2 separate regions of the Homo sapiens genome follow, and region 2 is linked to region 1. Evidence: chromatin loops called from intact Hi-C (ENCODE). Cell type or tissue: sigmoid colon. All regions are shown on one strand. Links, peaks and the distances in the headings refer to the core of each region. The heading gives the core; the rest is flanking DNA. Region 1 holds the start of POU3F4 (POU class 3 homeobox 4). Region 2 has its middle 130 kb from the start of POU3F4.

Region 1 (2,918 bases), core at 117-2,616:
CTGGCGGAGTCATTCTTTTCTCTTTTTGTCTTCGATTACAGAACCAGACACGCACCACTTCCTTCTCCAACTGGAGGCTGTCTGCCAGCGAGGAGATCTCCTGCGCGGCAGGCTTGGGACACTTGAGGAAATGCGTCTCCAGTACGCCCTTGACACTCACCTCGATGGAGGTCCGCTTCTTGCGCTTGCGGCCCTGTGCAGCGATCTTGTCAATGCTGGTCGGGCTCCCTGTGGACGAATCCGCCTCCTCCAGCCACTTGTTCAGCAGGGGCTTCAGCTTGCACATATTTTTGAAGCTCAGCTGCAAGGCCTCGAACCTGCAGATGGTGGTCTGCGAGAACACGTTACCATACAGTGTGCCCAGCGCCAACCCCACGTCGGCCTGCGTGAAGCCCAACTTGATTCTTCTTTGTTTGAATTGTTTGGCGAACTGTTCCAACTCATCAGAGGTTGGCGTCTCCTCGTCGGAGTGATCCTGGCAATGGTGCGAGCCCAGTTCGCCGTGATCCGGGGGCTCTCGGAGCACCGGGTGCAGGCTCTGTGCAGAGGCGGCAGCTGGAGGTGGGGTGAGTCCCCCGTGTTCCAGCATGCCGCTCACGGTGAAGCCAGGCTGCGAGTACACGTTGAGGGGTTGGCCGCTTGACGTGATAGACGGGTTCGGTGCCGGGCTGGCCCCCCAGGCGTTGGGGTGGTTAGTGTGCGGTGAGTGGTGGGCTACGTGTGGCGAGCGGTGATGGATGATCGCACCCAGTTGCAGGTCTTCGCGCCCGGGCTTCACGTCCTGCTGGTCCAGGGGGCTGGTGGCCAGTGTGGAGGACCATGGGCCCCCGTCGCTCAGACTGGTCACCCAGTGATGCCCGAGGGGATGCCCATTGCTGGGAACTCCCTGCAAGTAATCACTTTGGAGAAGTTTCTGAGGGTTGCGGAAAGGACTCCCCTGCTGCATGCCCGCAGAGTCCGCATGGACTAGGGAGGTGGAACTGAGAATGCTGTAGGGATTCGAGGCAGCTGTGGCCATGGTCGGTGAGGATCCCCTACTAGTTATAATGTGGCAAAGGGAGCAGCTTCAGCCTTTGACATCTACGGTGCGGGGAGCCAAAGACGCTAGCACGGGTTACCGGCACCCACCACGGCCAATCGCAGCGCGTCTCCGCCTGGCCAGGAGTAAGCCCGGCCAATAGCGGTGCGGGAGGTCGGGCTCGCTTTCCAAATTAGGCTGGTGAAGCTCCGGAGTTTCAATGAGACCCAAGCAGGAAGTGAATCAATCTTTCAGCTCCATTGGCTGCCTAGCGCAGAGTGGCGGCCGTACATTTGATTACTACCCCCCCCACCGCGGGGTTTATGTTGATGGGGAAAAGATGTGAGGGATGTGTTGTTGGGGGGCAGTCAGGGAGTGAGGTGGAAAATTAAGGTTGTAGAACTCCTTTTTGATTATTTAGATTAATCTAAATAAAGAAAAAGTAAAGCAAGTTTAAATGTCATTTTGATCTCAGTGAATAGGGATTTTTCAGACTCACTCGGCTGTCTGGGCGGGCTAGTTGTGTGCCTAGGACTGCAAAACAAAACGTCGCTACAAACTTTGAGCAAAGTAACGTCTTCGATTGGACCCTAAACCAATAAAGTTGAAACCAATGATTCCAATAAGAACATTTCAGTTTATTTCATTGTATTAAGAACCTCGATATCAAGGTCTGAAAGCTTCTAAGAGATATCCTGTTCTTTCAATTTTTCTGAAAAATTTTTTAGGTCACGAAGAACTGAATTATTCTGGGAAAGTAAAATCTAATGTGATACTGACAATATTCAGTTATTTCGAAGTTTGCTTCCCAATCTAGCTGGTCAATTGGAAACCTTGCTTTCTCACTGCTCCATATCAGTTCCCATCACAGATCCCACAACTTCTGTCAAAGGTTCTGCTTGCTGAAGCGGGCAGCCCTCACACTCACCCAAAACACTCTGCAGACCCACTACGAATAGGTATACAGGAAAACGTTCGTGACCCCGCGCCCCGATGCCATCCCCTAGGAAAATTGTTTTTAACCTTCACCGCTCCCCCACCCTCCTCACCCGCCCTGCATTTAATGTGCCCAGGAAATTCAGAGAGAGAGAAATGGCGGGATGTTTGGCATCAAGTACCGCCCCCACTTCCCCAGTCCCCATCAAGCTTGAATTTGCTTTCAGCTTGAAAAGATAGGACTGCTTTTACATTTTGGATAGAATAAAAGAGGTGAAACACTTGTGCTCCTTCTAAGCTTTTATAAGTTAGGAAAGGACAAGTCCGTGTGCTCCACAGCCCGGCGCAAAGGCAGTGCTTGGAAGCAGAGTGGGGAGAAAGGCAAAGATTTGATTTGTTCTAGCTGAGAAAAGGCAACACCAGATACCCAACATGGTCTTTGAAGTTAAAAAAATGACCTTTCGTTGAATAATTTTGGAGGTAACCTAGCTGCCTAATTATATTTGCACTTACAGAAGACGGCATCAGAGTTCCCTTATTGGTTTGAAATTCCATTAAATATATTGCAAGAGCGCCTAGGTTAAGCTTGATTTAAATTTGCATACATTTTCATATATTTAGCAGAAATAAAAGAAGGCTTGCTGCTACCAGAAAGTCATTAAGGCATTAGTTTCTCTAAGAAGACAGATCTGAAGAATGTGCAAGAAAATGAGAAAAAAATAAAAACAAGGTGAGCTTATTCTGCCATTCCTTTATATAGCTAAAGAGCATCTATTTCCTGTGAAATGAGTAATTTCTTATGAGAGCACAGAGCAATAGGAGCTGATATTGGTAAGTGTAAACGTGTTTATTAGGCATGAAAACCTGGCATCTGATTCAGATCTATTTCTTTTTTTCACTCTTTTTTTTTAAGGTAAACACTTAGTAATTATTGGCAGAGAGGATCATTTGCCATCTCACCCCC
Region 2 (2,918 bases), core at 212-2,711, 130 kb before region 1:
GTAATAGTACCTGATACACAATGTACGTGGTTTTAATGGCAAAAACCACAATTACTTTTGCATCCACCTAAAGAGGGGGGATTCATTTGACAGTGAAACATTGAAGTAACTGTAGATTAAGTGACTTCTCTCAATTATTCAGTGGGAGATTCTTCCAGATAGCATTCAAATTAGAAATTATTTTATTTCTGTTCAAAGTCAGACACATTTATATAACAGCAGTGCAAACAGATATATTTGTAGAATTACATTTACTTATATATGCTTATATACAATATTATATGCATTTCATCATTATAATGTCATTCTGTTACATGTTAAAAGTTTTGAGTGGCGTGTGTATGCGTATGTGTGTGTGTATGTATCTTTTTTTGTACACTGTGAAAACTCACATACTCCAGGAGAGGGGATCACAGTTTAAGATCTTAATTAGCAACCACCCAAATTAGTAGTGCATCTTTCAGCTGAAGGGATGAGGGAGGGAACATTTAGGAGTAGGTTGAAGATAGACAACAAAGATAGGAAAAAATTTGGTTACATCTTTATCTAAGAACATTCCTGAAAGCGATAATATAGGTGAGAGAATACTAAGCAACTTGGTGAGCCCCAGGTAATCTTTCAACACACACTGACATTTTTTACTTCTCTTCAGTTACACCCTGCAGAAAGCACAATACGAACACTGGGTTGCCAGGAGTTGGTTTGCCTTGATCTTTGGGGTTGGGAGAACTGCAAAGAGTTGAAGTGGTTTAGACATTTTTAGAATTTTCTGGAATGCATTCTTCAGATCCTCATTGTAATAATGCCCCTGAGAAGATTTCCAGCATATAAACTCTACTCTAGACCAGAAGCTTTATTTAATAATTATAGATGTGTTTGTCTGAATATGGAATCATTTGTATCTTGCCTGGTTGCAATAAGCTGTTAATCATCTCCTCTCCCAGTAACATTAATAATGGTCGTACATTGTGTATTAGGTACTATTGTAGGTACTTTATATTTAACCTTCAAAACGCCTTTATGAGATACATGTTATTATTTTCATTTTACAAAAACATTGAGAATTTATGGAACAAGACAAGGATACCCACTCTAGCCACTCCTACTCAATACAGTTAACCAGGGAGATGAAAGATCTCCGTGAAAATAATTACAAAATACTGTTGAAAGAAATTAAAGATGACACAAAGAAGTGGAAAAATAGTCCATTGTGGGCAGCAAGCCACCCAGGTGCCAAGGCAAGAGACCGAGGACACAAGCTGTTCCAATATAATAAAGAAAATATATAAAATAAGAATAGTTATACTAGAAATAGATTATAGATAGATATGATGATATATGAACATTATTAATCATCAGTTTATAGCATTACCCTTTATTCCAATATTATAATAATCTTTTCTCTACAATTATAACCTAGGAAAAACCAGGCCATAAAGAGATAGGAGCTGAAGGGGCAAGGTGAGAAGTGACCAGAAGACGTGTGAGCCCTCTGTCATGCCCGAACAGGGCCGCTAGAGGGCTCCTTGGTATAGCGGTAACGCCAGTGCCTGGGAAGGCAACCGTTACTTAGCTGATCTTGGTCTAGCAGTAGCGTCAGTGCCTAGGGAAGGCACTCATTACTTAGCAGACCTCCCCAGGAGAGTTAGAGAAGACTCTGCTCCACCACCTCTTGTGGAAGGCTTGACGTCAGTCATGCCCACCCACAGCCATCTGGAGGCCTAACCGTCTCTCTGTGATGCTGTGCTTCAGCGGTCACACTCCTGTTTCACTTTCATGTTCCATTCTGTACACCTGGCTCCGCCCTCTAGATAGCAGTAGCAGAATTAGTGAAAGTATTTAAGTCTTCAATCTTTCTGAGAAGAGCATAGAAGAAATAATGACGTAGGCTGTCCTCTCTCTCTCAGCCTCAGCTACCTAAAAGGGAAAGGCCCCCTGTCTGGTGGACACATGACTCACGTGACCTTACCAATCATTGGAGATGACTCACACTCCTTACCCTGCCCCTTTGGCCTTGTATACAATAAATAGCAGTGCAGTCAGGCATTCGGGGCCACTACTGGTCTCCGTGTCTTGGTGGTAGTGGTCCCCCAGGCCCAGCTGTCTTTTCTTCTATCTCTTTGTCTTGTGTCTTTATTTCTACAATCTCTCATTTCCGCACAAGAGTAGAAAAACCCACAGACCCTGTAGGGCTGGTCCCTACAATCCATCCTCATGGATAGTAAGAATTAATATTGTTAAAATTGCCATACTGCCCAAAGAAATTTACAGATTCAATGCTATTCCTATCAAACTCCCAATGACTTTCTTCACAGAATTAGAGAAAATTATGCTAAAATTCATACAGGACCCAAAAAGAGCTTGAAGAGCCAAAGCATTCCTAAGAAAAAAAAACAAACCTAAAACATTACATTACCTGACTTCAAACCATGTTACAAGGCTACAGTAACTAAAATAGCATGATACTCATACATAAACAAACACATAAACCAATGGAACAAAAAAGGCCAGAAATAAAGCCACACAACTGCAACAATCTGATATTCAACAAAGTCAACAATAACAAGCAATGGATAAAGGATTCCCTATTCAATAAACGATGCTGGGATAACTGGCTAGCCATATGCAGAAGATTGAAACAGGACTACTTTCTTACACCATTTAAAAAATTAACTAAAGATATATGAAAGACTTTAATGTAAAATCTAAAATTACAAAAACCCTTGAAGAAAACCTGTGGTATACTATTCTGGACATAGGACCTGGCAAAGATTTCATGATGAAGATGCTAAAAACAATTGCAAAAAAAAAATTGACAAATAGGACATAATTAAACTAAACAGCTTCTGCACAGCAAAAAAAAAAAGTCATCAACAAAGTAAACAGACAACATACAGAATGGGAGAAAATACTTGCAT

Evidence for each region. A loop is a pair of places that touch in the nucleus more often than their neighbours do. Peaks named below come from ENCODE experiments on the same cell type or tissue, not always from the same donor. Only the 100,000 strongest peaks of a DNase experiment are listed, where the experiment ranks them.
Region 2: a loop joins it to region 1, with 5 times the contacts of the local background. A loop is called at or near these places in 1 of 110 quality-filtered maps.

Annotation. Positions count from the first base shown.
Region 1 is chrX:83,506,425-83,509,342 of GRCh38, reverse strand. It overlaps POU3F4 (POU class 3 homeobox 4), which reads right to left and starts at 1,053. Exons shown (of 1, transcript NM_000307.5): 1 at 1-1,053. The coding sequence starts at 1,018. It overlaps LOC107985635 (a long non-coding RNA gene), which reads left to right and starts at 2,612. Exons shown (of 3, transcript XR_001755986.2): 1 at 2,612-2,684. In sigmoid colon, for the core only: no CTCF peak of the experiment used is centred there; DNase peaks (open chromatin) are centred at 651 and 1,152; H3K4me3 peaks cover 1,830 bases; H3K27me3 peaks cover 1,469 bases.
Region 2 is chrX:83,634,044-83,636,961 of GRCh38, reverse strand. No RefSeq gene overlaps it. Among named protein-coding and RNA genes, the nearest start is that of POU3F4, 130 kb to the right of the region's middle. RefSeq lists an enhancer at 1,601-1,950. In sigmoid colon, for the core only: CTCF peaks have their summits at 1,300 and 1,500 (motif pointing right); a DNase peak (open chromatin) is centred at 1,531; H3K4me3 peaks cover 452 bases.